Linked DNA regions of Homo sapiens: region 1 is linked to region 2. Evidence: chromatin loops called from intact Hi-C (ENCODE). Cell type or tissue: PC-3. All regions are shown on one strand. Links, peaks and the distances in the headings refer to the core of each region. The heading gives the core; the rest is flanking DNA. Region 1 overlaps ALDH1A2 (aldehyde dehydrogenase 1 family member A2). Region 2 has its middle 170 kb from the start of POLR2M.

Region 1 (15,798 bases), core at 1,755-9,754, 96 kb after region 2:
TGACCGACTGACTGAATAAATGAATCAGTCAATGTTAGGGAGATGAAGTTCCTACTCCTCAAGAGGAACAGGCATAAGGATTCTGATTTTCTTGACAACTAATATAAAGCTAAAGCTGAACTCTGCAAATTCCAAGCTGGTGCTGAAATTCAAGCAATCTGCTTTTGGTTTTCTGATCTCTCTGGTGGTGAGACTGGGAAAGCAGCTCTGCCTGGCAACAAGTGGAGGGAAAAAAAAAAAAGAATCACTGAATGAGATGGTGGGATTTCCTTACCTGGAGAGCTTTTCAAACAGAAACGTCACACCTGTGCAGAATGGCCTAGGTGGCATCCTTCCTAGAGACATGGGGTTTCTCAGTTACTTCTCTAAGCCTCTGTAAGGTCCTACTGGCAAGTGGAATCATCCCAGCTTTAGGACTACTCATACCGAACTGACCCACGTGTGCTGTCATCCTAACTGAAAGTCATGCGAGCAACAGAAAGGGGCTGGAATTGACTAAACAGAGAAGGGGCTGTGGGTTTGGAAAATGCTGGCAGGGCTGGTCAAGTCGGATTTATTTAAAATGGTCTACCAGCCACCAGGCACAGTTGAAAAGTTACAGATTTATTGAATCTAGGCAGAGAGACTATCCTTCAGGTGCTCAGCAGCTGAGACCACTGCTGTTGAACCATATGCCACTGACCAAGCCTTCATCTCATCCCCCTATTCTACAACATCACAGATTCAAAATGGCTCATTAGTGTCTAGAAAACAACTGGTTCAGTCGTCAACTGAAAAGTGCTCTTTCCCCATTATTAAACCATTTTCTCCTTAGAGGAGATCTTTTTGATTGCCCTTAGCTTCAAATATCTTTTGCTAGTGTCCCATCAAAAGTGGAGATATAAAAGAGAGCACCAAAGGGTGTGTGGTGGTTCATGTATGGGACCTGTAGTTGACTTACAGTCAGCATCAGCAAAAATAATATTAGGACTTTTGCCTCCAAGTTCCAGAGTTACTCTCTTCAAATTACTTCTTCCAGCTGCTTCTTGGATAAGCTTTCCAACCTGAAAGAAGGGAAATGGAGACAGGTTTTGCAAATCCTGCAGGTGAGACAGTCACCGGCCAATGCCAGCTCAGGGCATCAATGGGATGCAACAGTAACAAACCCTAAAAGGCAAGCCAACCCAGCTCTTGTCATCAGCTTGGGTTACAAGATGTAAGTTAGTGGGGTACAGTTTAATGTCCATGCTGGAGTGAACTGGAAGACAGCTTTAGTTTCGTGATGGAAGGACTAAGGAAAAGGGAGTTAAATCTGGAATCTTAATCACTGAAAGATTTCTCTAAAGACAACTGGCAAGAAAAATGTAACTGGAGATTTCAATCACTGCATTGTGGCCTTTAGCTTTGGACTCCGGCTCCAGAAAAAAGCCAACTGGTGCCACTTGAAAGATATCATGAGGATAAAACAAATTGTTCATGTATCTCCTAAAATGCCAGGCATGCTTTTTATTACATGCTCCAAAGAGACTATCAATATTACACCTTTGCCTCTGCCTAGAGCTACAGTAAAAGGATACCAGACAGTTGAGAATCTCTCTTTTTGTGCAATCTTGTAAATGCCGTTTATCTTGAATCCAAGTAAACAAGAGGCTGAGTTAGGAGAAAGCACTTGCCAATGAGTAGACTCACATTGGCAATGAAAATGAAAGTGTCATAATGGAAGCAAAGATCCACCACTTAGAGCCCCTGCTCAAGGCAGAACTCTACCTCAGTGATGGGGAATGCTGTTGGGAGACAGCCTGCAGCTGTCACCTCCTTCAGGGTCCACCTCAGCTGAAAAGAGCTCCCTTGCCCAAGGAGAAGCCCTCTTCCAAGTGGCCCATATCCACCCACTGGTGGTGGCAGGGTTTGTATAAAGGTCCTACCCTTTCAGCCCAGCACAGGACTGGGCTCTGAGGGACGGTATATACTCCATGATGACCCAAGTGACTGGCAGAGGCTGTGTCAGGCCTGTGTTGCAGTTCCACTTCCCCAGGGCCACTCCCCTTCAGCAGGGATCCCTAGTAAAATCCTGCAAGCTAAACTCCAACTCCGTGAATGCTCCCTGGGAACCTAACCTACAACAGGATGCGACTCCACTGGAGAGCACATATCACTTTATGGAAAATGCAGAGCAGAGCCGCCATATAGTCCATAGAGGCAATTTGGTCTTGTTGAGATGAAAAAATGTTATTTGTTCCTGAAATTTTCCTGAAAATTAAATATTTTAAAAGCGGGGGAAGAGAAACGCTACATTCACTTTCAACTCCTGCAGTCCCTTGTTGAGATCCTCCAGTGGGACTAACGACTTCGCAGGCAGCGGAGAACCCCAGCTAGGAGAAAAGGCTCTGGAGCCAGACTGCCTGGATTTTTTTTTTTTTTTTTTAACCAGTTCTGTCACTTCGTAACTGTTTGAGCCTAGGAAATTTATTTACTATCTGAGCCTTGGATCCTCCTCTGTAGGGGGGGATAAAAATACTATGTACTTCAGAATTATATTTTGAGGATTAAGTGGTGTACCATATATGACACTTAGAACCCAGCCTGGCACACAGTAAGTGTGCAGACATGCTAACCATGAGCAAGTGTGAGAAGCTGGGGCCTCCCTTTTCTTCCACGTTCAATGGACAGAAATGGGGGTGATGTAAAGGAGACAGCTGGACCTTCCAAAGCAGGTCTCCCGTAGATCTCCCAAACTGCCTGTGCTGTTAACTCCTTCAGAAAAACACCGGGGAAACTCCAACTTCCCCTCAGTCTCCAATATCACTCATTAACTGTAACTCTGCCTCCTCCTAAAAAAGATTTTGAAAATGTATCCCCATCCTGAGAAAAGCTAACCTTAGGGGGAAAAAGTGATGTCTCTCAAAGATGCAGAACTAGAGTTTCTTGATTTGCTGAAAACATGACTTACCAAGGTGTTGGAAAATGCTAACACCTGGCCCTGAAGTTTGATGGGTGAGCTGTGGCCAACCTGCCAGACTGCCCTTCCCCCGCCCTTGCCATTTTGTGTCTCTTCCACTTCCACGCAAAGGCCTCAGGAAGACCTGGTCTCAGTAAAGGCCCTGTTCTCACACAGACATGGTCCTCTGAGAAGAAAACAGGCAAACACAAAGGGAAGGAGAATCTGGCCCTCTCTTCTGGGAATGCTGAAAATTATGACTGGTAAGGGGGAACTCACACCGAAGGGCAACTGGGGAAACAGCAATCCTCTGACTTACTGCCAGCACTCAGGGAGGGGTGTTCCCTGAGGATGCTGTCATCTGTGACTGTCTGCTCTTCTGAGAATGTCATTGTGCTTGCTCGCTCCACTCTGGGGGAATCCAAATTAACTGATGTGGACTCATTTTAAAGTCAAGGAAGATAAACAGGTAACTGCTTTCTCAACAAGACAATTACTGGAATTCACAAACATATTATTCATTAAATTAAACCAGTATTTATTGAGTAGTCTATGTTAGATACTTACAAGCATTATGTCATTTAAGCCTCTCAAAAAACCCTACACAGTAGGTTTTATCTCATTTTAGAGATGAGCTAAATGAGTTAGAAGTTAGTGAATGTCACCAGGCTCCCCAGCTGGTTCATGACAGAACCTGTTGGACTATCTGCAGGCTGATGCCAGAGCCCAGGCCTGGGATTACTCCCTCTCCTTCTCCCTTCCTTCCTCCCAGCATTCTGTCATTTTTCTGTTCTCTTTTCTACATTTACTGAGCACTAATGTGTGCCACATACCATCAAAATCTTATCCCTGCACTCCAAGCTGATTTCAAAGTAGGTAGGAATATCACCTCTTCTAGACAAAAATAATGTTCATAAATCATCAGTTACAAAACTTAGATTCTGCCTTCAGGATTATATTCAAGAAACAAGCAAAAGCCAGGAAAAATCATGAGTTTTACACATAGTAAGATGCTGAGTAAATATTTGGGGTTGGCAGACACTGCTGGCCCAGCTGGCATTACATTTCTGTTAGCCCTACTCCCTGATATTCATCAGACCATTCTAGAGGTTGATATTTTTTTGCCACTAGAAATGTCGGCCAGTGATTATTTTCATGGCTATGGTAACTATACAAAAGTAAAAGTTTCAGTCTATGATCATCAGAGAAGAATACCTAAGAATAATTTTCCTTGCATCAATGCTTTACCAGCCTTTCCTTAGAAAACAAATTTGTGCGCTGCACCCACTAACTCGGTAAACACCACAAGGCAAATCTCAGATGAATGATACCTTTCCCCTTCATCTTTGGAAGAAAGTCGAGTTATAGTTCAAGAAAGAACGGGATGTGTTAGGCTATGGGAGAACCACTTCCATCTGGAGTGGCCTCAGGACAGGACACTCCTAAACAGCCCTGGTTTTCACCAATGTCCTTCATTCAACACATATTCATAGTTCTCCTACTATGTGCCAGGTACACTGTTGGGCATAGTCCCTTACCAATAAGGAATTCACAGCTAAAAGGACTCCCATGTAAACCTAGTAGATGTTCAATAAATGTGGCTTTGCAGTCCACTAGAAAAAAAAATCTGGGTCTCATTTAATATTAGATCTGAACAGATTAAATTACAGTTCCTCAGTACTTTGTTATAACCCACAGGTTTCCGAAGTCAAAGCCTGTGGGATTAGAAAGTATAAGAATGAACGAATTACGCATACAACAAAGGCCTAGGATTGACCAATCTTTCTAAAATGGAAAAGTTTAAGTGTGGTTCCTCAGGGATACTGTCCCTCCTGACATGACCAGAAGGTGGGAGTGCACGGCAAGATAAAGGAGGCTGCAAGGGTGCACACGTTTTCCAAGTGGTTAAAAGTCAAGTTAATAGAGCTGTACTTGATGATACCAAGTCCTATTCTGATGAAATTGGTAATTTGTAAGATAAAACAGGTAAACATACAGTTTGAGAAATTAAATCCTGTATATGATGTAATATAGATTAAATAGGATAAAGGCACAGAGATCAAATTTTTAGTTCGCCATCACCTTTTCTTCCAAGCAGAAAAGATTTTACAACGTACTCGTGTGATACCTCCTGCCCCATTGCTGACAACCTGGCTAATTATAACCATATTTAGGCTTATGGACGACAGTTTGGCCCACAGGAGTCAGAAGACCTGGTACTACAAACTCTGGCTTCTAATGAATCTTCAATTTGGGAAAGCCACTTCTCCTCCTGGGTCTCAGCTTCTGCATCTGTAGAATGAAGGCACAGGCCAAGCAACAAATCTCTCCCTTAGTACTCCAGTTAATTGAAGGAGTTAAAAAAGACAGACAGGACTCCTGGGGACCCTGCTCATTCTGAGAGTCTGTTCACAATTCTTGTGTTTTTCTTGCCTTATGAAGCAGAAGTAGCTTGTTACAAGTAGAACACCACAGCTGCACTGAATGATGGAAAAACCTCATCTTTTTTTAGTTTCCCTGCCCAGAGCTCCTTATGAAAGAGTAAGTGATAGTGTTCCTATCATGCAGTTCCTTAACTTTGCACTCCCTGCAGAGCCTCTCAGCTCTGTGTACCCCAAACATGCAAGGGCAGTGAACTGGGGGCTCCTCCACACATAATGAAACTGGGCTAATTCTCAGCAGGAATGCTGGCACAGTTCAACTCTGACTCCCATCCTCGTTTGAATAGGCCTCAAGATTGATATCAGGAGTATCCCTGGAAGAGCCACAGTGTACTGGAATCATGTTCACAGCAATGCGGCAATGTAGGGGAAAGCAATTTGGGGCTTTGCAAGAAAAATAATTTGTTATACAGGACAAAAAGGAACACAAAAGGCTTTTCATGCCCTCTTTATTCAGGGCAGTTGCTCCCTGAACACAGTTTCTAAAGTTGGGTAAAATTTTTTTTTATTAATTACTCAGGTGAGTTCCTACTCAGAGCTATTTTATTACACATATCAAGGTAGATTTTTCTCAGCGATATAACACCTTTTTAAAAATGGAAAAATCTCTACTAGAGATCCCAGTAAACTAGTTAAAGATGCCTGTGTCTTGTAATATCTTTTCATAAATCCCAAACAGATTTACTCTCTGCTTCTTCCCTCTTCTCCTTTCTTAATTTTCATTGTTATGCTTCCTGGTTCCAACTGTGTTGGGAATAGAAATGCCAAAAATATGGGGATTGGGTGTTTGTCTTTCTGAAGTACCCAGAAATAACAGGCCAAATTAATCTGTCCAGATTTGCACCAGAAACAAACAGGACCAAGGCATCTAAGCAGTTCCTTTAAGTGGTAACAGCAGTTTAAACCTTTATCTGTGAAATTCAGATTATGAAGGCCAGTATAACCACTATGTTTCCAGCCTTCTGTCCCACCATTCCCACCACCACTCACCCACGACTCTAGGCACACAAAACCACTTGCCCTTTCTGGAACATGCCTGTGTGTCTTTGCATAAGCTGCTCCATCTACCTGCAGTGCCTTTTCACCCCTTGCTTACTTGATAAACTCATTTTTACAGAGATAACTCTTTCACCTCCTCTGAGAAGGTAGCTTTCCTTCCCTACCCTCCCTACAGGGTTTGGTGTTCCTTCTCTGATCTCACAGTGCTATGTACGTAACTCTCACATTGTGCTTGTTTAATAGCTGTCTCCCCGACTACAATGACTGACTTTTAAAAAAATATGCATATGTACACAGATTTTAAGACAGGGTCTCACTCTCTTGCCAAGGTTGAACTGTAGTAGTATGATTATGGCTCACTGCATCCTTGAAATTCTGAGTTCAAGCAATCCTCCCAACTCAGCCTGAGTAGCTGGGACTACAGGCACTTGCCATCATGCCTGGCTAATTAAAAAAAAAAATTGGTACAGACAGGGTCTCACTATGTTGACCAGGTGGTCTCAAACTCTTGGCCTCAAGGGGTCCTCCTGCCTAGGCCTTGAAAGCACTGGGATGACAGGCCTGAGCCACCAGGGCCCAGACAAACTTTCAATAATTTGTTAAGTCAATAAGCCAGAATACGAAAATTGCTTGAGAGCAGTGGTGTGATCACGGCTCACTGCATCCTTCAACTCCTTGGCCCAAGCAATCCCGCCATTCAGCCCCTTGAATAACTGGGGCTACAGGTGCACACTACCAAGCCTGGCTAATTTATTTTTTATTTTTTTTTGCAAAGACTGGGGCTTGCCATCTTGCCCAGGCTGGTTTTGAACTCCTGGGCTCACACGATCTTCTGGTCTTGATCTCCCAAAGTGCTAGAATTATGGGCGTGAGCCATCGTGTCCAGCTAATGTTATTGTTGATTGAGCACCTATTCTGTCTACTTGTTTTCACAAACATTATTTTATTTAATCTTCATGACAAAACTGGGAGGCAGGAATTATTATTCTATTTTATAATTGGAAAAAAAGACAAGACAAGACTCACAGAGGTCAAGAAATGACTTGCAAACAGGCACCCACTGAGTGGCAGAGCCAGGACTGGTCTCAGAATGTGCACACCAAGCCTCAGGCTCTTCTCCCTCCTCTTCTCCAGACCTTCTCCTGGGAATTGGTTCCCCTTTGCTGTGAGTAGCATTTTGACAGTTAAATGCATCATCTACCACTAACATGTTCAACTGCCTTGTACACTTAGCCATCCTTTTGTTACATAAGACTCTATTTCAGGTAAGCTTTAAAAATCAAGGTTTTGATTGTCTTGGTCTGCTTTGATAGGAAAAAGCATGGAGTAGTCAAGCCAAAAGTACTCTATGTCCCATTAACTAGGTGAGCTAAAGGGATCAACACCTTAGGACCTGCTCAAACTCAGCCTGAGTTTTGGGGAGAAAGCTAACTGCAGAATCTTTGACTTAGCATAGTTAGAGAATAAATCATGGAATCTCATCCAGCAGGCAGAGACTATACCATACTTATTCTTCAGTCTTCAAGTTTTAAGAATTTTTTAAAAAGAGAAGTTTTATGCTAATAGTTTAAAACCTACACAACCAAAGGTTTTTCCACATGAAACTGGTTTTTTCAATATTTTCATGACATTCAAACTGGTATTTTTAAATAAAATACTGAATGATTCACGAATGGACTCACACAACCTTAGAAAAAGGCCTATTAGCTGTTTATAGCTAAAACTGTAGCAAGCCACCTCCCCTAACCTAAAATGAGGGGTGAAGCTAACTAGGAGAGAGCTGACCTGATTCATGACTCAAGCAGTAGAGATGGTGCTTGTATCATGCAACATGACATTTATCTCACTTAGGAAATAAAAGAACCCCAGCTGCGTAAATTAGAATGAGTGATAATACAGCTGTTAGCTACAAACATTTGTTTGGCACGAATCAATCTGGACTCTGCTGTAGTTTGCTTTGATGGTCTCTCCACTATCTTGCTGCTAATGATGAGATCATTGTTTGTTAACCTGAGTAAAGAAAACACTATACCAAGCAAAATGCATATTGTTTTCCTGTACTTTATTGAAGTTGTTTATTGACTTGTGTTTATAAGAGCTCTTTTATATTTATTAAATATTTACATGCACTGCTTATGTATTTAGCTGCATAAGGAGAAATTAATCCCATCTTTAATCTGAGTAAAGTTGTTGGCTTTCTAAAGGCCTTTTGCTTTAGTAAAATGGAAAGCAGCCACCTCAAATAAGCTTCTTCTTGTTAACTGTTCCAGACACTTTGTAATGTACCAATAGGTCCCATCTCCCTAAGGTAATCACAGCAGAAGCCATGTTCTAATCCATATTTAAGTGACATGTTCACTCTGGAAGAATCTATACAACTTCTCAGGTAGCCTGCAAAGTTAGAATAAATGGATAAAGAAGTAAATAACTACAGCTGAAAAGGGGTTTGGGGATTATGTGATCGTTTGATTTGCCTGTGAAAATTCTCCATCCACCACTACTAATATGGAAATTACAAATTGGCTTTTATATTCTAGACAAATGCCGCTCTCCCTTAAGTCCTTTAGTGTCTGCCAATAATGTCATTCCAGAGAAGAAACTAAGAGATAACCTAGAAGTCACGGGATTAGTTCCCCTCCAAATGAATGTAAGCCTCTCTACAGAGAGAGAAGAATCAAATGTAGATTCTGTTAGAAAGTTTAGCTGAAAACTTGCTCTATTCACACTGTAATAGGCTACTTAATATTTTAACTATTCCTAAAAGCAAAACAATTCAAAGACCCACCTTCCACCCTATTCTCTTTCCCAAATTCTCCCTTCTCTCTCTCTCTCTCAGTTCCCTATTGAATATCTCAGTATTGGAAGATTGCATAGGTAGTTGTTAATGTTTTATTTGTGAAGATAAAAAAATTCCTGTTGTTATAAAGCTATAATAGTCAAAATAATGTGATACTTGCGATGCAACAGTCACACAGATTACTGAAACAGAACAGAGAGTACAGAAATAGACCCATATAGGGCCGGGCGCAGTGGCTCATGCCTGTAACTTTGGGAGGCCAAGGCTGGTGGATCACGTGGTCAGGAGATCAAGACCATCCTGGCTAACATGGTGAAACCCCATCTCTACTAAAAATACAAAACATTAGCTGGGCAAGGTGGCGGGCGCCTGTAGTTCCAGCTACTTGGGAGGCTGAGGCAGGAGAATGGCATAAACCCGGGAGGCAGAGCTTGCAGTGAGCCAAGATCGCGCCACTGCACTCCAGCCTGGGTGACAGAGCGAGACTCCATCTCAAAAAAAAAAAAAAAAAAAAAGAAAGAAATAGACCCATATAAATATGGAAAATTTATGCTTGAAAAAAGCAAGCATCACAAAGGCAATTCAGTGGAGGCAGGGTAGTCTTTTCAAGAAATGGTGCAGGAACTATTGTCATTATCCATCTATCTAGCACTTGGATCCTTACCTCTCAACATACACAAAAGTTGAAGTAGATCATAGGCCTAAATGTAAAACACAAAACTATAAAATTTCTAGAAAAAAAGCATATGAGAAAGTCTTTGTGATCTTATGTTAGGCAAAGATTTCTTAGATACCATACCAAAAGCCTGATCTATAAAAGAAAATGTTAATAAACTGGACATCAAAATTAAAAACTTTAAGAGACACTGGGAGAAATTATTTGCAAAGCACAAAGGACTTTTATCCAGAATATACTAACAATTTTCATAATTCAACAATGAGGAAAACAAACAACGCTTGTCTCCAAAGTGTGCAAAGATTTAAAGATACTTCACCAGAGAAGATATGCTGTGGCAAATACACAAATGAAAAGACACTCAATGGTAGAGAATTGGAAATTAAAACCACATTGAGACAATGCTATATACCTATTTGAATGGCTAAAATGTAAAAGACTAACCACATCAAATGTTGGTGGGGATGTAAAGGAGTTCAAAGTCTTAAACATTGCTGGTAGGAATGTAAGATGGTATAACCGATTTGGAAAACAGTTTGGCAGTTTCCTGCCCTACCACACAATCCAGCCATTCCATTCCTAGGTATTTACCTAAGAGAAAAGGACATACATGTCCATACAAATATTTGTACATGAATGTTCATAGAAGCTTTTATTAGTCCCAAACTGAAAACAATCCAAATGTTCATCAGTGGCTGAATGGATAAACAAACATACAACAAATGGATAAATCCAAATGTTCATCATTGGCTGAATGGCTATTAAACCTGATACAGGTTGAACATCCCTTATCAAAATGTGTAGAACCAGAAGTGTTTTGGATTTGGGATATTTTTTCAGATTTTGGAATATTTGCATTATACTTACCAGTTGAGCACCCCGATCTGGAAATCCAAAATCCAAAATGCTCCAATGAGCCTTTCCTTTGAGCATGATGTTGGTGCTCAAAATGTTTCAAGTTTTGGGGGCATTCCAGATTTCAGATTTTTTGAATTCAGAATAGTTAAACTATATACCCATAAATGGACTACTACTTGGCAATAAAAAAGAACGAATTGATATGCACGACATAGACAGATCTCAAAATAACTGTGCTGAGTAAAAACAGCTAGACAAAAGAGTATATACTATATGTTGCCATTTATATAAAATTCTAGAAAATGCAGATAATCTATAGTGCCAGAAAGCCTGGGAATGTGGGGGTGGGGGTGGAGAGAGAGATAAGACAGAGAGATTACAAAGGGGCACTAGGAAACATGTGAGGGTGAGGGACATATTCATTGTGAACTCTACTGATGGTTTCACAGGTAGATGGATACACATGGCCAAGACTTATCAAATTGTACACTTTAAATAAGTGAAATCTATTGTATATCAATTATACTACAATAAAGCTGTTAATAAAGGTACATTAAACAAAAATATTACTTCATTACAGAAATTATGCCATATATCTCTTTGTTGTCCTTTGCAGACTACTGGCAGTAGTTGGTCTTTGCACAACTACTGAAAAACAAAGGAAACTACGTAACATTTTTCTGCAAAGAAATTTCTCCCTACACCAGAATTCCATTCTGGCAAACTCAGTTTGAAGGAGTGGCCACCACTCTAGGCCACAGCAAGAAATCATGAGTGAGTTCCTTAATAGGTACCAGGCATCTTCTTCCAGCACTGTATTTTTTAAAATTATACTTTGAATTCTGGGATACATGTGCAGAAAGTGGAGGTTTTTTACATGTGCCATGGTGGTTTGCTGCACCCATCAACCCATCATCTACATTAGCTATTTCTCCTAATGTTATCCCTCCCCTAGCCCGACAGGCCCCGGTGTGTGATGTTCCCCTCCCTGTGTCCATGCATCCTCATTGTTCAACTCTCACTTATGAATGAGAACATATGGTGTTTGGTTTTCTGTTTGTGTTAGTTTGCTGAGAATGATGGTTTCCAGCTTCATCCAGGTCCCTGTAAAGGACATGAACTCATCCTTTTTTATGGCTGCATGGTATTCCATGGTGTATATGTGCCACATTTTCTTTATCCAGTCTATCATCGATGGGCATCTGGGTTGGTTCCAAGTCCTTGCTATTGTGAATAGTGCTGCAATAAACATACAAGTGCATGTGTCTTTATGGAAGAATGACTTATAATCCTTTGGGTATATACCCAGTAATGCGATTGTTGGGTCAAATGGTATTTCTAGTTCTAGATCCTTGAGGAATTGCCACCATCTTCCACAATGGTTGAACTAATTTATACTCCCATCAACAGTGTAAAAGCATTCCTATTTCTCCAAATCCTCTCCAGCATCTGTTGTTTCCTGACTTTTTAATGATCGCCATTCTAACTGGTGTGAGATGGTATCTCACTGTGGTTTTGATTTGCATTTCTCTAGTGACCAGTAATGATGAGCTTTTTTTCATGTTTAACGGCCACGTCTTCTTTTGCGAAGTGTGTGTTCATATCCTTTGCCCACTTTTCGATGTTTTTTTTTTTTTCTTGTAAACTTGTTTAAGTTCCTTGTAGAGTCTGGATATTAGCCCTTTGTCAGATGAGTAGATTGCAAAAACTTTGTCCCACTCTGTAGGTTGCCTGTTCACTCTGATGATAGTTTCTTTTGCTGTGCACAAGCGGTTTAGTTTAATTAGATCCCGTTTGTCAATTTTGGCCATTGCCTTTGGTGTTCTAGTCATGAAGTCCTTGCCCATGCCTATGTCCTGAATGGTATTGCCTAGGTTTTTGTCTAGGATTTTTATGGTTTTAGTTCTTACGTTTAAGTCTTTAATCCATCTTTAGTTAATTTTTGTATAAGGTGTAAGTAAGGGGTCCAGTTACTGTTTTCTGGATATGGCTAGCCAGTTTTCCCAATTGCTTGGATTTTGTTAGGTTTGTCAAAGATCAGATGGTTGTAGATGTATGGTGTTATTTCTGAGGCCTCTGTTCTGTTCCATTGGTCTATGTATATCTGTGTTTGTACCAGTACCATGCTGTTTTTGTTACTGTAACCTTGTAGTAAAGTTTGAAGTTGGGTAGCATGATGCCTCCAGCTTTGTTCTTTTTGCTTAGGACTGTCTTGGCTATACAGGGTCTTTTTTGATTCCATATGAAATTTAAAGTCGTTTTTTCTAATTCTATGAAGAAAGTCAATGGTAGCTTGATCGGGATAGCATTGAATTTATAAATTACTTTGGGCAGTATGGCCATTTTTGTGATACCATGAGTATGGAATGTTTTTCCATTTATTGTGTCCTCTCATTTCCTTGAGGAGTGGTTTATAGTTCTCCTTGAAGAGGTCCTTCCAATCTCTTCTAAGTTTTATTCCTGAGTATTTTATTCTCTTTATAGTCATTGTGAATGGGAGTTCACTCATGACTTGGTTGTTTGTCTATTATTGGTGTATAGGAATACTTGTGATTTTTGCAATTGATTGTGTATCCTGAGACTTTACTCAAGTTGCTTATCAGCTTAAGGAGATTTTGGGCTGAGACTATGGGGTTTTCTAAATATACAATCATGTCATCTGCAAACAGAGACAATTTGACTTCCTCTCTTCCTAATTGAATACCCTTTATTTCTTTCTTTTGCCTGATTGCCCTGACCAGAACTTCCAATACTATGCTGAATAGGAGTGGTGAGAGAGGGCATCCTTTTCTTGTGCCAGTTTTCAAAGGGAATGCTTCCAGCTTTTGTCCATTCAGTACGATGTTGCCTGTGGGTTTGTCTTAAATAGCTCTAATTGAGATATGGTCCATCAATACCTAGTTTATTGGATTTTTAGCATGAAGGGGTATTGAATTTTATTGAAGGACTTTTCTGTATCTGCTGAGATAATCATGTGGTTTTTGTCATTGGTTCCGTTTGTGATATATTACATTTATTGATCTGCATATGTTGAACCAGCCTTGCATAGCAGGGATAAAGCCGACTGGATTGTGGTGGATAAGATTTTTTTTTTCCTTACAGACAGAGGTTTTATTGTGTTTGGTCCACAGTCATATTTCACATTATCTCATGGAGCAGGGCCCCTGGGTGGGGGGTCCCTGTGCAGTACTTGGAGGGGCATGTGGCCGGGGGAGATGGAGCAGTATAGCTGGTCAGGCCCAGAAGGGGAGAAGGGCTGGGGCTCCTTAAGACCTACTAAGGGGCCGGGCACGGTGGCTCACGCCTGTAATCTCAGCACTTAGGGAGGCCAAGGTGCGTGGATTACCTGAGGCCAGGAGTTTGAGACCAGCCTGGCTAACATGGTGAAACCTCGTCTCTACTAAAAATACAAAAGTAGCCAAGCATGGTGGCACATGTCTGTAATCCCAGATACTTGGGGGGCTGAGGCAGGAGAATCCCTTGAGCTCAGGAGGTGGAGGTGCAGTGAGCCAAGATCATGCCACTGCACTCCAGACTGGGCAACAACTACTAAGAAAAAAACCCTACTGAGGCCACGGTGGTGGTGTGGGGAGTTGGGGGGATTAGGCCCAACCACTCAGCATCCACTTCCTTGTACAGGCCTCACTTTCCCCACTGGGCCCTGAGGCAGGTCTGAGGTCTGTTGGCCTGAGGGTCCTAGGGAAATCCAGCCACTTGGGAGCCTGAGATATTTAGCATCATAGACAGGCCCCCTTTCCCAGGGGACTCATTTCCCAGCACCCTCTCCACTGTCCCCACCCCATTCCTCAGGAAAAAAAAATGTATTTTTCTTTTGTTAATGCATCCTGAAACTTTTGCGGGTATAGAAACCACAAACTGATCGGCTGACAAAAGTGGGAAGAGGCAAGGCAACTGGAAACCTCCGGGTACTGGTTCCCTCCAAGCCCAGGTCTCTTCTCCCCGGCACAGCTCTGCTGGCAGCCTGGACGTGCCAGCAGGGACCCTCACCATACACATATTGGGATATGGCCTTGACCCCTTCTCCTCCACAGCCTGGTGGCTCATTCCTGCGAAGGACCAAGGCAAGGGGGAAGAAAGCCCTGCTGCCTGATTCCACGTTGCCACTCACAGACCCTCGGTTGATTGGCAGCACTGAACAGGTTAAGAAAAAAAAGATGAAAACACAGAAAAACCCAAAAACCCAGAAAGGGAGATAATGTGGGGAGAGAGTGTGCTGGGAGCCTCAGTAGCCAGCCTCCTCCTGGTAGTAAGGGGGATATTCAGGGACCTCTCCTGGGCCCAGGCAGTTGCCAGCACCCAAGGGAGCCCCGTCAGCCACTGTGCCTGGCAGGCAGTACTTGGGGTCACATATATGCTGGCCCAGGCCAAAGACCTGGCTACTATGGTTGGTACCCTGGGTGTAGCCCATCTGCAGGGACATGGAGGAATTACCACACTTGTCGGTTCCCAGCTTGGTGTCACAGATGTGCTGCCGCGTCCCAGGAGCTGTCATGCTCACCTGGCTGGCACAGTTATTTGTACCCATCTGGAGGCCAATGATCGAGTGGTCCATGGGGGGGCAGGATGTGATTCTTGGGGTCACACAGATGCCTCTTCACGCCATACACGGTCATGCCCAACTGGCTGGTACATTTGTTGGTGCCCATTTGCAGCCCGATGACGCACTGGCCAGCCTTCATGGCGGCGTCACTGAAGTTCTGCTCCTGCTTCTCTGAGTATTTGATGCCAATGTCCACCCCGCTCTGCGGCCTCTTAGTCTTGACCTTCCCTGCTAGGGCAAAAAGAGACACCTGCATGTGCCTCATGTTCCCACTCTCAAACAGGTTGTTGGCCTTGAACAGGTCCATGGGGTTCATGTCATAGCTGACTACAGCCTTGATGAAGTTGGAGAGGTTTTCCAGCTGGTGCCACTTCTGCATGGAGTGGTTGATCTTGGGGAATGAGGCCGGCTGCAGCTTGTTCATGAGTATGCATAAGATAATCCCGTCCTTCAGGCTCTTCTGGAAGTCAGGCTCAATGGAGATGCAGGTGAGTCCCTTGATCCAGCTGTGAAGCTCTGCCTCCTTCTGGGGGTCATATTTGGGCAGGA
Region 2 (15,798 bases), core at 3,447-11,446:
TTTCACCTCCAAAGGGAAGGAGAGATTACATGGTGCGGTGGGTCTGTAGGGAGAATGAGAGGAGCTCCTTTCTTTACCCTCTCCCTTCTCTGCTACCCTGCAACGGAAGCAAAAGGGACCCCACGGTGGGACTCCCATCGCCAGGAATAATTCCCCCAGGAAACCTTGCAGGCTTCTCCCCCTTCACAACCTCCATGTCTGCAGGTGGTCTCCGTGCCTCAGCAGGGGGCAAAAGGTGGTGCTGCCGCCTCAAGACTGCGGAAGGCTGAACTGTGGGCGGTGATTCCCACCACAAGTTCTTCTAGAACAAGGCATCTTCCTTTTATCCACACCTGAAGTGGGGTCTTACCTAGACACTGGTGTGTTTGGTTACTTCACCTTAAAATGAGTTTGTGGCACCTGAGAGATGCTCTCAGACTCCCCCGCAAACACGGCTTTCAGAGCTGCGGCTCTCAGGATGAAGTTTTGGGATTGCAGGCCGGTCCTCTGGAGGGCTATCGGGTTGGCTCTGTGAAACACTCAGCTATCCCACAAAAAACGATGGCGTGTGTGCTGTGGGAAATGCATCCACTGCAGGCTAGAAGGCTCATACCGCAGTAAGCTGTGGCTCCTGCCCTGAGAGCCTAAGGTCTGATAGGGGAGGGAAAGTGTGAATGGCCAGTACAACAGTGAGACCTCACACTTACTAGGTTCTTACTATGTAACGTTTTGTAAAGGAGAAAACCAAGGCACAGAGAGATTAAATGACTCTCCCAAGTTCCTACAACTCATTAGTGGTGTGTCTGGAATTGGTTCCTTCCTGTGGGTTCTTGGTCTCGCTGACTTCAAGAATGAAAACACGGACCCTGTGGTGAGTGTTACAGTTCTTAAAGATGGTGTGCCCGGACTTCCTTCCTTCTGGTGGGTTTGTGGTCTTGCTTGACTTCAGGAGTGAAGCCACAGACCTTCGCAGTGAGCATTACAGCTCTTAAAGGTAGAGCACACCCAAAGAGTCAGCAGCAGCAAGACTTATTGTGAAGAGCGAAAGAACAAAGCTTCCACAACGTGGAAGCCTATGCGAGTGGGTTTCAGGAACTGGACCTGGTGGCCAACTTTTATTCCCTTATTTGGCCCCGCCCAAATCCTGCTGATTGGTCCATTTTACAGAGCGTTGTTTGGTCCATTTTACAGAGTCCTGATTGGTCCGTTTTTACAGAGTGCTGATTGGTGTGTTTACAAACCTTTAGCTAGATGCAGAGCGCTGATTGGTGTGTTTACAATCCTTTAGCTAGACAGAAAAGTTCTCCAAGTCCCCACCTGACCAAGTAGCCCAGCTGGCTTCACCTCTCAGTGGGACCAGGATTTATATGGAACTAAAAAGCAAGAGTTAGCCCTCAGACCCAGAAAGTCTGACTCAAACTTACATTCCCACCCAGCATAACACACTGTCCCTCTAATAATTGCTAACTGTGTGGGTGCCTACTAGGTGTCAGGTCCTCTTTGAAATGCTTTGCATATATGAACTCAGGATTTAATGGGTGTCCCAGGGAGGAGCCAAGAGGAACCCAGGAATTCCAAAGGGAGGATCATTTTCAGACAATGCTTCATAGACAGTTGCTTTATTCAAATAACTATTTTACATATTAAGATCTAGTTTAGAATCCAAACTTTTCACAAGATGTTTCTGATTAAATATATCTGATTAAAACAAAAATTGGAATTCTAGAATGAAAGTGATTACAGAAAGTTCTAAAGGACATATAGGCATGTCTGAGGTACTCCCTGACAATTTCAGAAGCAGTATAGAATCATGGAAGCCCAATTAATGGCATTAAGATCTGACTGGGATCTTCAGAATTTCTGATTTGGAGCTTTCTGGGCATATGTTGGAAAGGAGAATGAAAGATTTAAAAAATGATGGTAAAAATTTCTCACCATCAGACATACCCCAAAAGAATGGCTAAATGAAGTTTTCTAAATAGAAAATAAACAATTTAAAAATAAATCTGGAACATCAAAAAGAGTAAAAATATAAGTAAATACAATATTAACTCTCCTTGAATTTTCTAAATTATGTTTGACAGCTGAAGCAAAAATTGTAATGCCTGTTGTGGTTCTAAATATCCTTTTATAATACTTCCAAGAGTGAATTAAAAATAAGGCCAAACTATAGGCCATCTATAAGCTTACTTTAAATATAGGTAGATTGAAATTAAAAGGATAGAGAAAGGTATATCATGCAAACTTTAATCAAAGGGAAACGGGTGGCTATATAAATGTTGGACAGACTTCAAAACAAAATTATCAGAGCAGAGAGAGACATTATTTAATAATAAAAACAGAATTCACCAAGAAAATACACTGGTCTTAAGTGGGTATGCACCAAACACAGAGCTGTAAAATGACGGAGCTGAAAGGAGAAGTTGTCAAATTCACCATTACTGTTGAATACTTCATTCCTCTCTCAGCAATTAATAGAACAACTAGGCAGAAAATTAGCAAGAACATAGAAAAACTCAACATGATTGCTGACAGAAGCTAATCAACATTTATAGAACACTCTACTTAATTGAAGTGGAATACACATTTTTAAGCGCCCATTGAACCTATACCGTGATAGATCATATCTTAGGCAATAAGACAAACCTCAAAAAATGTAAAAGAAAAAAAATCATACAGTGTATATTCTCTGACCACAATGACACTGAAGTAGAAATCAGTAACAAAAAGATAATTTAAAAATCTCCAAATCCCTGGATGTTAATAACACACTGCTAAATAATCCATGGGTCAAAGAAGAAGTCTAAAGGGAAATAAAAATACATTGAACTAAATTAAAATAAAAATGCAACATATTAAATTTGTGGGACATAGCTAAAGCAATGCTTAGAGAGAAATTTATAGCACTAAATAAATTTGAAAAAGTCTCAATAATCTAAACCTTGATCTTAACAACCTGAAAAAGGGCAAAATAAACCCAAAACAAGTAGAAGAAAATAAATTATAAAGAGCAGAAATCAATAAAACTGAAAAGAGGAAAACAACAGAGAAAAATCAATGAAAGAATGAGTTCTTTGAAGAGATCAATAAAATTGACCAACCTCTAACAAAATTAGCAAAGAAAAGATTAAAGAAAACACAAATTACTAACATCAGGAATTAAACAGGGGATATCATTATAGACCTCAAAGACATCAAAAGAGACTATTACAAAAAACTCTACTCACATAAATTTGTCAAATTCGATGAAATCGGCCAATTTAAGAAAAGCACAAACTACCACAACTCACCCAACAGTAGATAGATAATGTGAATAGCTCTATAGCTATTAAGGAAATTGAGTTCATAATTTTTAAAACTTCTCCAAAAAGAAGTCTCCAGGTCCAAATAATTCCACTAGGGAATTCTGCCAAATAGTTGGAAAATAAACACCAGTTCTGCACAATCTCTTCCCAAAAAAAAAAAAAAAAAAAAAAAAAAAAAACAAGAGGAAGTAATGCTTCCCAGTTCATTCTATACATCCAGGATTGTCCAGATATCAAAACCAGACAAAGATAGTTTAAAAAAAAAATGAAACAACAGGCCATTCTCATGGCTATAGACACAGAAACCTTTAGGACTTTAGCAAATAGAATTGAACAATATATATAAAGAGAGCTATATAACATGTCCAAGTGGGGTTTATTCTAAGGATGCAAGCCTGGCTCAATATTGGAAAATCAGTCAGTGTGATCTAGTTTAATTATAGGCTATCAAAGAAAAAGTACATGATTATGTCAATTGATGCAGAGAAAGCATTTGAAGAAAATTCAACCCTCATTCATGATAAACTCTCAGAAAAATATGAATAGAAGTAATGTTCTCAACCAAATAAACAGCACCTGTAAGAACCCACAGTTAACATTATATTTAATAATGAAAGTCTGAATGATTTCCCTGTAAGATCAGAACAGGGCAAAAAGGGTAACTCTCACCATTCTTATTTAACATGGTACTGGAAGTTCTAGCCAGTGCAGTAAGGCAAGAAAAGGCATTCAAATCATTAGGAAAGAAATAAAATTGTCCCTATTTGCAGATGACTTGGTTGCCTTTTTAGGTAATTCCAATGAATCTACTAAAGAAATAAAGACTCCTAGAACTAATAAGTGAGTTCAGCTAATTTGTGGGACACAAAATCAATGTACAACAATGAACTGCACTTTTGTATAGTAGCAATGAACACACTTATCAATAACTTAAAAAATGATGTGCAAGCAGCAACTTGGAGGACAAACACTGACTCAAAAGCCAGAAGTTCTAGGACCCAGCTTAAGTTACAAAATGAACTTTGGTCAATTCACTCAGCTCGGTCTCTGTTTTCACTTTTTGGATGTGAGGAAATTAGACTCATCTCTATAATCACTTCAGCTCTAATATTCTGTTGCTTCTAATTTCATCATTTTAAAGTAACTTTATGACTGTAAGAAATGAATGTTCTTTATTAGGCGGAACATACCTAAAGGCATAAGGAAAAAAATACGCATAGTCTTACTTATAACTCAGAAAAAAGCTCACTGTTAATATTTTGGTGTTTCTTACTTCTAGCTTTTTTCCCCTAGCATATATACAAAGAGAAAAATTATACACATTACACACCCACACATATTTTTATACACTGGGGGTCATAGTCCCTGTACAATTCTGTATCTGAGTTTTTCACCCGGTATTATATATAAGTGTTTTCCCACATCATTAAAATTCTTCAAAAATGCAATCCTTATTAGTGGTATAATAGTCTGTTGAGTGAACAGCTATATTTTATTTAACTAGACTCTTAGTTCCTTTAAGCCTGCCTGTCTATGTTCAGAAGAAAATCGTTGCTGATTTGTGCCATTTGTGCCCCAAACACAATTTTATGTTTTTACACATGCCTCCCCAAATGCCCCTGTTCACTCAAACTAGGAAGTGAGGTGTCACTGAGCTGAAGCAAGTCCTGCTTCCCAGTGGTGTGAGGCTGCATCTCCAGCTGCTCGCTTAGAGCCCAAGGCCCCACCTGTTTAATAAAGGAGGAGGTTGAGTGCATTAGTAGAATGAATGCACCCTTTTCAGGGCAATACAACAGCTGGGAGAAGGTAGAGTCTCTGAGAAAGAGAGAAACTGCAAAAAGGGGAAAGGAAGGTGTATGGCAGAGGGAGGGAAGGAAGCACCTCTGCAGAGGCAGTGTCCCATGGGGACTTCTCATCTTTCACCTCCGGGCTTCCCAGAGCACCCCTGCCTACTTTCTGCTCCCCAAGACTTCCTTGGGTATGGCTGGCACTGGGCCATCTACATGAAAAAGCACAATAAAAATACAATCTGCAGCAGGCGCAGCAGCCCAAAGAGGATCTTACAGTCAAGACCACAGACCCTGGCCTCAGTTCAGCAGATGCAGGAGCACAGCCACAGATGTGGAGAGAGACAATAGCTATACTCATAACAAACACTGCAGAAATCATCATTTGCTTCAGATGGACTTCCAAGCTCTCACAGGATGCAGCCGTCAACACCAAATGCATGTATCAGGCTTTCTTTGGAATAAAGATGGCCAACGTTACATGATAGAGGAACTGTGGTGGTTTTTGTTTTGTTTTACGTGCTTCTGGCACTGTTAAAACTTTGATAGTATTCATATTTCCAGTCTTCTTTGATGTTTTATCTTTCTGCGAGAGAAATCCCCACAGACTCTAACATGCCCAAATTTTGGTTGGCACAAATCAGAAATAACTATTGAGTTTTGTTGACAGTCTTTAATTTTGATTTGGTTTATTTCAGTGAAGTGGGCAGACCATTAGACTGACGAAGAAGAAATAATTTCCAGTCCTGAGTTTGTCACTCATTAAATGTATGACTTTGAACAAATTATATGTATGATTTTGAAGAAATGACTTAACTCTTCTGGATCTCAACTTTCTCAAATATAGTAGAATTGGATTATTGATGATTTCCCAAATTTTCAACACTCTGGAACCCTTTATTCAAATGAAATCTTGCACGAAAAGACCCAAGGCTGATAAAACCAGGAGTGGCTGGTTCCCCTCTAATCAGAACACACATTACCAGTAGCCCTGTATTAGAGACCTAGGAGTTCTCTGTTCTGCCTGACATTTTTGCCCTTTGGTTCTGTGATCATAGGAAAGGTGTGTGTGTGTGTGTGTGTGTTTGTGTGTGTGTGTGATGGCTGAGGCAGCAGGGTGCACCCAGGAAGCTCAGCAATTGTTTACCCATAATTATGTTGGTAGCAGTATTATTCATAATAGCAAAAAATGGAAGTAAACCAAATGCCTATCAACTGATGAGTGGATAAACAAAATATAGTATATCCACATGATAGGCTATTACACACCACATAAAGGAATGAAGTAACACATGCACAACATGGATGAAACCTGGAAACATACGGTAAATAAGAGAAGACACACAAAAGGTCACATATTGCATGATTCCATTTACATGAAATGTCTGAAATAGGCAAATCTATAAAGAAAGAAAGTAGATTAGTGGTTTTCAGGGGCTGGGTTATGGGGTGGGCAGGAGACAATGGAGAGTGACTAATAAGCACGGAATTTCTTTCTGGAATGATAAAAAGTGTTCTGAAATTAGATAATGGTGATGGTTGCATGCCTTTGTGAATAGCAATTGAAAATGTACACTTTAAAAGGGTAAGTATCATGGCATGTGAATTACATTTCAATAAAGCCATTACTTAAAAAGGTATTATGAAAAGCTATGTGCTTACATATTTGAAAACTTAATAAATAAATACGTAAGTAAATACAAAAATGCCAAAATCAACCCTGGAAAAATATAGAGAACTGGAATTAACTATTAAGTATTAAACAGATTAAAATATGATTTAAATATCTTTCTTCCCACAGAGATACTATGACCAGATGGTTTTACAGGTGAATTCTACCAAACTCTCAAGAGACAGCTAATTGTAATCTTAAATAAATTTTTTGGAGAGTTCCATAATGGTGGTGTAGAAATGAGCTTAGTTCACTTCCCAGCCCCCTCCTCTGCACCCAGAAAACCAAAAATAAATACACAGTACCAAGATTATCACCAGCAATATCTCAGAACTCAAATAGGAGGATGGGACAGTCTCCAGGGCTGCACAGAAGTGAAAAAACCTCAAGCCAGATGGTAAGAGAATTGAATTTTCACATCTGTGATACCTCTCCCCCTGTTCTGCCTAGTACCATGCAGAAAATTTCTCCCCAACTCATGCTTTTTACACTGGAGAAAGTGAGATCTGGGTGGACAACTAGTTCCCCCATCATCTTGAGTTCCTTGCCAGGAGAGCAGGCGACCTGTCCTGCCCTAATCCACAGGAAGCATCACAAGTGCCAGAAGGGGGAAATATCCCTGAGGACAGACAGAGACAAAGGGAAGGGCTGGGACTACCATCCCTCGCCCTGGAAACTCTGCTCTGTAACTCAGCCAAATAAGATGCCAAATCCATGTGGTTGTACAACACTATGCTGTATAAGGTACATTCCACAGGTGTCCTGGGCATGAACCCCTAGCCAGCCTTCTCACACTGCTAAGATATCTTCTTTGGGACCTCTTCCATTCAGGATGGGCAACACTTCAGTTGTTTACTAGAGCTGAGGCAAACCTGGGCTTAAGGTGCCTCCTAGAGCTGAAAAGGAGATAGTGACATAGCAATAAAGTAACATAGCAACAAAGCAAATATATTCAATAAAAAGCAAGCCACACAGAGAAGACTGGAATAAATAACTTTCAAGCAAATACATAGATGTCCATCTACAAGAAACAAAAGCAAACAGGGAATGATTATCTCCCCAAATAGACAAAGCAAGTAACCAGGGACTGACCCTAACAAGATGGTGATATATAAACTCTCTGACCAAGAATTCAAGATCACAGTTTTAAGAAAACTGAGTGATTTCCAAGATAACACAGAAAGGCAATTCAGAAACTTATCAGAGAATTTAACAAAGTGATTGAAATAATCTTTACAAACAAACAGAAATCCTAGAACTGATAAATGCATTTACAGAACTGAAAACTTCATTAGAGGCTCTCAGCAGCAGAACAGATGAAGTAGAGGAAAGAATCAACTCTAAAATACACAGTTGGAGGAGAAAAATGAAAAAAGAATGAGAAAGAATGAAGAATGCCTACAAGATATAGAAAATTACCACAGAAGATCAAACTTAAGAATTTTTGGTGTTCAAGAGGCAGCTGAGCAAGGGCAAGGGGTAAAAAGCTGATTCCAAGAAATAATAACAGAAGGCTTTCCAAAATTTGAGGACGACTTAAATGGAAGGTCAGAGAACATCAAACAGATTTGACCCAAAAAAGACTACCCCAAAGAATATAATAATCAAACTCTCAAAGGTCAAGGACAAAGAGAGGATCCTAAAAGCAGCTAGAGAAAACATGCAAATAACATGTAAAGATGCTCCAATTCAACTGGCTACAGACTTCTCAAAAAAAACTAGGCCGGGTGTGGTGGTTCATGCCTGTAATCCCAGCACTTTGGGAGGCCAAGCTGGGTGGATCACCTGAGGCCAGGGGCTCAAGATCAGCCTGGCAAACATGGTGAAACCCTGTCTCTACAGAAAATACAAAAAATTAGCCAGAAATTGTGGTGGGCGCCTGTAATCCCAGCTACCCTGGAGACTGAAGCAGGAGAATTGCTTGAATCCAGGACGTGGAGGTTGCACTGAGCCGAGACTGCACCATTGCACTCTAGCCTGGGCAACAAGAGTGAAACTCCATCTCAAAAAAGAAAAAAAGAAAAAGAAAAGAAATGAAGCTATATAGGCCAGGAGGGAGTAGAATGACATTTTCAAAGTGATGAAAAATAATTGTTATCCAAGAAGACTGTGTCCAGCAAAGTTATATTTAAAATACGATGGCGAGATAAACTCTTTCCCAGATGAGCAAAAACTGAGAGAATTCACCATCAGACCCATCTTACAAGAAATGCTAAAGGGAGTTCTTCTATCTGAAAGAAAAAGTACTGATGTGCAAAGGAAGACATTTGAAGGCATAAAATTAACTTGTAAAACTAAGTACACAGACAGTCCCAGAATACTCAAATGCTGTAATTGCGCTATGCAATGCATTCATAACTTTAGTATGAATCTCCAAAGACAAATCTATCAAAGACAATAATAATTACAGCAACCTGTTAAGAGATCGGTAATATAAAAATATGTAAACTGAGCCATCATAAAATCAAAGTGTGGGGAAGATAGAATTAAAATGTATTTTTAAAAATATTTTTCTTTGTGTCTATTCTTTGTGATCTAAGAAAGGCTGTCATTTCTTTAAAACAACTTGTTATATACATAAGATGTTTCTTGTAATACACCTCATGGTAACCACAATGCAGAAACCTATAATAGATTGACTAGAAATAAAAAGCAAATAATTGAAACATACTATGAGAAAAAAATCACTTAACAAAAGGAAGACAGTAAGAAAGTAAGAAATGGAGAGGACTTAGAAAGCAACCAGAAAACAAGCAACAAAATGGCAGTAGTAAATCCTTACTTCTAATAACTCTGAATTGAAATTGAGTCAGTTCTCCAAGTAAAAGGCATAGAGTGGCTGAATGGATAAAAATAAAAGGAGACCCAACTATGTTCTGCCTACAAGAAACCCACTTCACCTATAAAGACACACATAGTCTAAAAGTAAAGGTATGGAAAAGGATATTTCTTGTAAGTGGAACCCCCCCGCCAAGGATATTTCTTGTAAGTGGAACCCCCCCTCCCAAAAAAAAAGCACTAGCTGTACCTATATGAGATAAAATAGACTACAAGTCAAAGGCTATAAAAAGAGACACGGTCATTATATAATGATAAAGAGGTCAATTCAGCAAGAGGATATAACAATTATAAATATCTCCATTCATCCAACACGACAGCTCCCAAGTATATGAAGAAAATATTAATAGATCTAAAGAGAGAGGGAGGCCGCAATGCGATAATAGTAGGGGACTTTAAGACCGCCCCCCAGTAAAGAACAGATTATTCAGACAGAAAATCGACAGAGAAGCATTGAAGTTAAACTATATACTAGAATTAGTAGGCCAAACTGACATTTATAGAACATTTCCCCCAAATGCTGCAGAATATACATTCTTTTCATAAGTACATGGAATATTCTTCAGAACAGGCAACATTTTAAGCCACAAAACAAATCTCAACACATTCAAAAAAGCAGAAATCATACCAATTATCTTTTCTGACCACAATGAAATAAAACTAGAAATCAATAACGAGGAATCTCAGAAACCACACGAACACATGGAAATTAAACAACATGCTCCTGCACAATGAAGAAATTAAGAAGGAAATTTAAACATGTCTCGAAACAAATAGAAATGGACATACAATATACCAAAATCTATGGGTTACAGCAAAAGCAGTACTCAGTGGGAAGCTTGTATCAATAAATGCCTATATCAAAAAAAGTAGAAAGACTTCAAATAAAGAATTTAATGATGCACCTCAAAAAACAAGAAAAGCAACAATAAACCAATTCAAAATTAGAGGGAAAAAGATAACTGAGCAGAAATAAATAAAATCGAGACAAATAATACAGAAGATTAATAAAACAAGAAGTTGGTTTTTTTAAAAGATAATAAACAACATTGACAAACGTGGGCTAGACTAAGGAAAAAAGAGCAAAGACCCAAATCAGAAACAAGAAAAGGAGACAGACAACTAAGACCACAGCAATACAAAGAATCATTAGACCCTATTATGAACAACTAGATGCCAACAAATTAGAAAACTCAGAAGAAATGGATAAATTACTAAAACATATAACCTACCAAGATTGAATCATGAAGACATAAGAAAACTCAACAAACTAGTAACCAATAACAAGATTGAAGCCATAATAAAAATTCTCCCATCAAAAGCCTGGGACCTTGTGGCTTCACTGCTGACTTCTACTAAATATTTAAAAAACAACTAATGCCAATTCTACTCAAACTCTTCAAAAAAAAATTGAAGAGGAAGAAATGCTTCCAAACTCATTATTAGTGGCCAGCATTACCCTGAAAAATACCCAAACCAGACAAGGACACAACAAGAAAAGAAAACTACAGGTCAATATCACTGATCAACATAGATGCAAAAATCTTCAACAAAATACTAGCAAATCAAATTCAATAACACAGTAAAAAGTTCACTCTCTATGGTCAAGTGGAATTTATCCCAGGGACAGAAGGATGGTTCAACATAGGCAAATCAATAAACATGATTCATCACGTTAACAGAACCAAGAACAAAAACCATGAATCATTTCAGGAAGTACTATAAAAGCAGTCAGTAAAATTCAGTGTCCCTTCATCAAACTGGGTATAGAAAAAACGTAGCTGAAAATAATAAAGGTCATATGTGACAAACCCACAGCTAACATCATACTGAATGGGGAGAAATTGAAGGCCTTTCCTCTAAGACCTGGAAAGAATGACCACTTTCACCACTCTTATTTAACATAGTGCTGGAAGTCCTGCCCAGAGCAATTAGACAAGAGAAAGAAATAAAGGGCATCCAAGTTGGAAAGGAAGAAGTCAAATTATCCTTGTTTTAAACTGTATAATCTTGTATATTGAAAAATCTAAAGACTATACTAAAAAACTGCTAGAACTGATAAATGAATTTGGAAAAGTTGTAGAATATAAAATCACTATTAAAAATTAGTAGCATTTGTATACACCAACATCAAGTAATCTGAAAAAGCAATCAAAAAGGCATTTTATTTACAATAGCTATGAAAAACAGAAAAGACCTAGGAATCAATTTAACCAAAGAAGTGAAATATCTGTATCCGGAAAGTAGAACACTAATAAAAGAAATTGAAGAGGACACACAGAAACTACATTAAATAAATTGTTTAAGTTAAGATCAATTATATTAACTAAATTGTGATAATTATATATCAAAATAATTTTAAAGGTCTGAATAAAAAATAACTTGTGCCAGAAAACAGACACAAAGAAAAATCTGCACCACTTATTTTATGAAGTTAATATAATATTGATTACGAAACCAGATAAAGGAAATTATAGGCATATTTCACTTATGAACATAAATGTGAAAATCAAAGCAAGAATTTTAGCTTACTAAATCAGATGTTGAATTTTGAAAAATACACTATGATTATGTAGCTTATCCAAAAACTCTGAGGCTGGTTTAACATCAGAATTCTACAAATATAAATTGTCTCATTAATAGACTAAGCAACAGAAAATGCATGATATCTCAAGCTACTAGAAAAGCCTTTATTTATTTATGATTTTTTACGGAATAACTGCTTAGAACCCAGAGTAGAAGGTGAGCTGCCTTAATAAAGGTTATTTACACACATGTAAAAACCTTGTAGCATGTGTTATCCTTAATGGAGAGACTTCAGATGCTTTTTCACAGTGGTGAGGCAGGAGAGAGGGGATGTCTCTGAAGAATCCCCACATTGTCCCCATGAGAACTGCTGAGACCAAAGAGCCCCACTTCTAGTCCTCCATGGTGTCAGCCGAGCAAGAACTTTCATGCTGCCTTTCCCTGCTGTCTCCCACCCTGTGATCCTAGGGGGGTTGGAAGCCACAATTAACAAGACTGGGGAGGCAGAAGCAGAGCTCAAGAACTCAAAGTCACCACCTGGGCCACTGCAGCAGCAGCCACCCGGCTCCAGGCCCAAGCTGTGAATGAACATGCAGAAGCTGAAACTGTGGACAAAGTATGAAATTCAGTTTTTTTACTGGACTGAGAATATGAATTATTGAGCTGAGACTGCTTTTATTACCTGAAAGGGACTGTAAAGCCCGTGAGACTTGTCCTAAATATGATCCAAGAGCAGAAAATAACTAGCCCCACAGAACAAATTTAAAGAAGTAGTGGGACCCCAAAATAAAGAGGCTTTGTGATTACAAAACACATGCAGTGGTTATTGTAGGTTATCATTACATCATGATTTTTCACCATAATCCTGGTAGGTGGGTATTATTGTGAGAATAATATTAAATCCATAGAGAAACTCTTAGAGCAGTTAAGGGATTTGTACAAATTTACAGAGCAGACAAGTGGCAGAGCTAGGGATGAAGTCCTGGCTTTCTGACTCTACAGCCTTACTTGTTAACAGAACATTTAAAACTCCAGACTTAAATGAGCAGCGTAACTCCTCTGGCTCCAAATCAGGATCCACTCTACACAGAACTCTCTTTGTAAAGTACCCCTTTGTTCCAGTGGTCTTGAGCTGAATCCCTTTTAAATTACCCCAAGCAAAACACTCCTATCCAGATTTCCACCTCTGTCTCCCACCATTCAGTGGCTAAAACCCGCTGTCAGAACGGAGGGCAGTGAGCCTCCATTCCCTCTTGGCCTTGCAGCCTCAGGCACTCAGCCCTTTGTCGAGGGATCTATCACACCGGTGCAGACCCAGTGTATGGGTGTCCTAAACTCCAGGGGATACAAAGCATCCAAGGTGTACACTGAAGCCCTCTCTTGGTGGGATGCAAAGAGGTAGAACTCTCCTCTACCACTACCACTCCGACTAGCAAGTTGGCAGCTACTCCAAAGAAGTCCTCCTTACCCGTCCATGCTCCATCTCCACCCTTTCAACTTCTTTATGTTCTTCTTGGTTCGATATTGTATCTGGCAAACTTGCTGAACTTTCATGTTAGCTCTATTAGTATTATTCTGTTGGTTCTGTTGAGTTTTTCCAGCTATGTTATAATAGCTGCAAATAATGACATTATCTCTTCACTTCCAATCTTCTTACTTTTTTTTCCCTTTTTATACATTGGCCAGGCCCTCAATTATTATCAACATGCTTGACTTCTTCCCAATCTTAAAGGAACTTTCTCACAGGCTTCCTGAACCCAGAGCCAGCTACACGGACGGCATACAATCTGTACAGACACACAGTCCCCCAGCTTGGTGTCTTGCTGTCACTGTCTTGTGATCATAACAATATTTGGAAAAAAAAGTCCCACATTTTCAGTGTGCATTGCGCACTGCAACTTACATAGCTGGTTCCGTCTAAACAGTCAGTGTGGTTATAAAGCAAAATCTTTAATCAAGAGTCAGCAAAGTGGAATTTCTACTGAGAGGCCTTGCCCTAACTGGCTAGGAAAATGTGTTTTTATTGACATGCCATAGCTGTGTTTTCATTCTTCTTGCTAACTAGACTTCTATATAAATAGACTGGTTTGTCTTTTTTTTTTTTTAAGTCCATGTTAGCATAAATATGTTTTAAGTGACTTTGTGGCTGAGCCTAACACAGAATGGGCCATGAGAACTCACTTTTTCTTATTACTTCAGAAATCCAATCATTCAGATTAGCAGAAGAAGGCACCTAAGATGGTGAGCATGGAAACCATTACAAGAGACAAAGACCTCTCTGACACTTCCCAGGGAAATAGTTATTTTTCCCTTTTCTGGGAAACAAATGGGCTTAACCAAGTACGGCTGCCGTCCCAGTCCTCAGGGCAGTCACACTAAGCTCTGTGCACCCTTTCCCTGTTCCATGTTCATAACATTCCTGTGAAAAGATGCTTCTGGTCCAGGAATTTTGCTTCCTTGAATCTATGGGAAACTGAAGAGGCACTGGCCCATTAATGGTTTCAATGAGGTAAGACAGCGCCTGCCCCAGAGGAAGTACTGAAAGTGGTCAGAACTCCTCCCCCATGAATTAGTTTCCAGGCCCTCCTTTGGAGATTGGCTGTGGGTTGTGGGCCAGCCCCTCCAGGGCTTCTCTTTACGCAAAGGAATTGAGATAGTACTGAAGTCCATTTCTTCTTGGCTGGTCAAAGCATCCCCACCTTTGGCAGAGGGCTGGAAGTTGAAGCAGCGTCTCAAATGAGAAATGAAGGAAAATAAAAACAAACAAAAGCTTCAATCAGCTGACAAGAGTCCATTTGAGACCTCTCTTACAGAGGGGAGTCATCTCTACATCTGGCAGTTCTAGAACAAAGACTGTGTGCCTTCGAGGGGAATTGAGAATGGGGTATGCGCAGCCCAGAAACGAGCATGAGGGGATGTGGTACAAAAGGGACCCACATATCTGTGGCCTGCAGAGGGTAGAACCAGGGGCTGAGTTTCAGCTCAGTAGAGAGCAACTTTCTACCTAGGGCCCAGTTGAAGCCCAGCTATTCGTATGGTAAAAGTGTAGGCGTGTTTGGTGACATTCAGACTTTTTCAGTTGAAATATAACAAATATTCAAAAAGTGCACATATAAGAGAACAGCCCTTTGAAGCTTTACAAACTCTACACACCTTTGTATCTAGCACCAAGATTGCAAGCAGCTCCCCAACAAGTCCCTGTGCTTTCTCCCAGTCAAGATCCCCTTGCAAGGTGGACCCTCATTCCAGCTTCAGGGATTCCCTGGCTTCACTCATTCTGTACTTTATAGAAATGGAGTGAGACCCTTGATCTTTGTTTTGGTCTGGCTTCCTTGGCTCACTTGCATATGTGAGATTCAGCCACATTGCTGCTGGTATCTGTAGGTGATACATTCTTGTTATGTGAATATAGTAGTGATTATGTGTCCAGTCTACTACTGATGGGGATTTGGGTGGTTTTTGATTTGGAGCCATTATGAACACTCTGCTGTGGGTAATTGGTGAGTATATACACACTTATTTCTCTTAGTCATATACCTAGGAGTGGAATTGCTGCATCATAGGGTGTGCATACATCGAGTTTTAGTAAATACTGCCGACAGCTTTCCAGTGTATATACCAATTTACATTCCCACCAGAAGTGTGGGAGTTCTGAGGCTTTATAACCTCCAAAATGCTTTTCACGTTTGCC

Evidence for each region. Hi-C counts contacts between places; a loop is a spot of excess contacts. Peaks named below come from ENCODE experiments on the same cell type or tissue, not always from the same donor. Only the 100,000 strongest peaks of a DNase experiment are listed, where the experiment ranks them.
Region 1: it touches region 2 in a loop (4-fold over the local background); 4 of 110 quality-filtered maps call a loop at or near these places.

What each region holds. Positions count from the first base shown.
Region 1 is chr15:57,964,785-57,980,582 of GRCh38, forward strand. ALDH1A2 (aldehyde dehydrogenase 1 family member A2) reads right to left here. Exons shown (of 13, transcript NM_003888.4): 8 at 941-1,043. It also overlaps the pseudogene LOC100418848. Among named protein-coding and RNA genes, the nearest start is that of ALDH1A2-AS1, 93 kb to the right of the region's middle. In PC-3, for the core only: a CTCF peak has its summit at 4,766 (motif pointing right); no DNase peak of the experiment used is centred there.
Region 2 is chr15:57,867,479-57,883,276 of GRCh38, forward strand. No RefSeq gene overlaps it. Among named protein-coding and RNA genes, the nearest start is that of POLR2M, 170 kb to the left of the region's middle. In PC-3, for the core only: no CTCF peak of the experiment used is centred there; DNase peaks (open chromatin) are centred at 6,473 and 11,263; H3K27ac peaks cover 1,304 bases.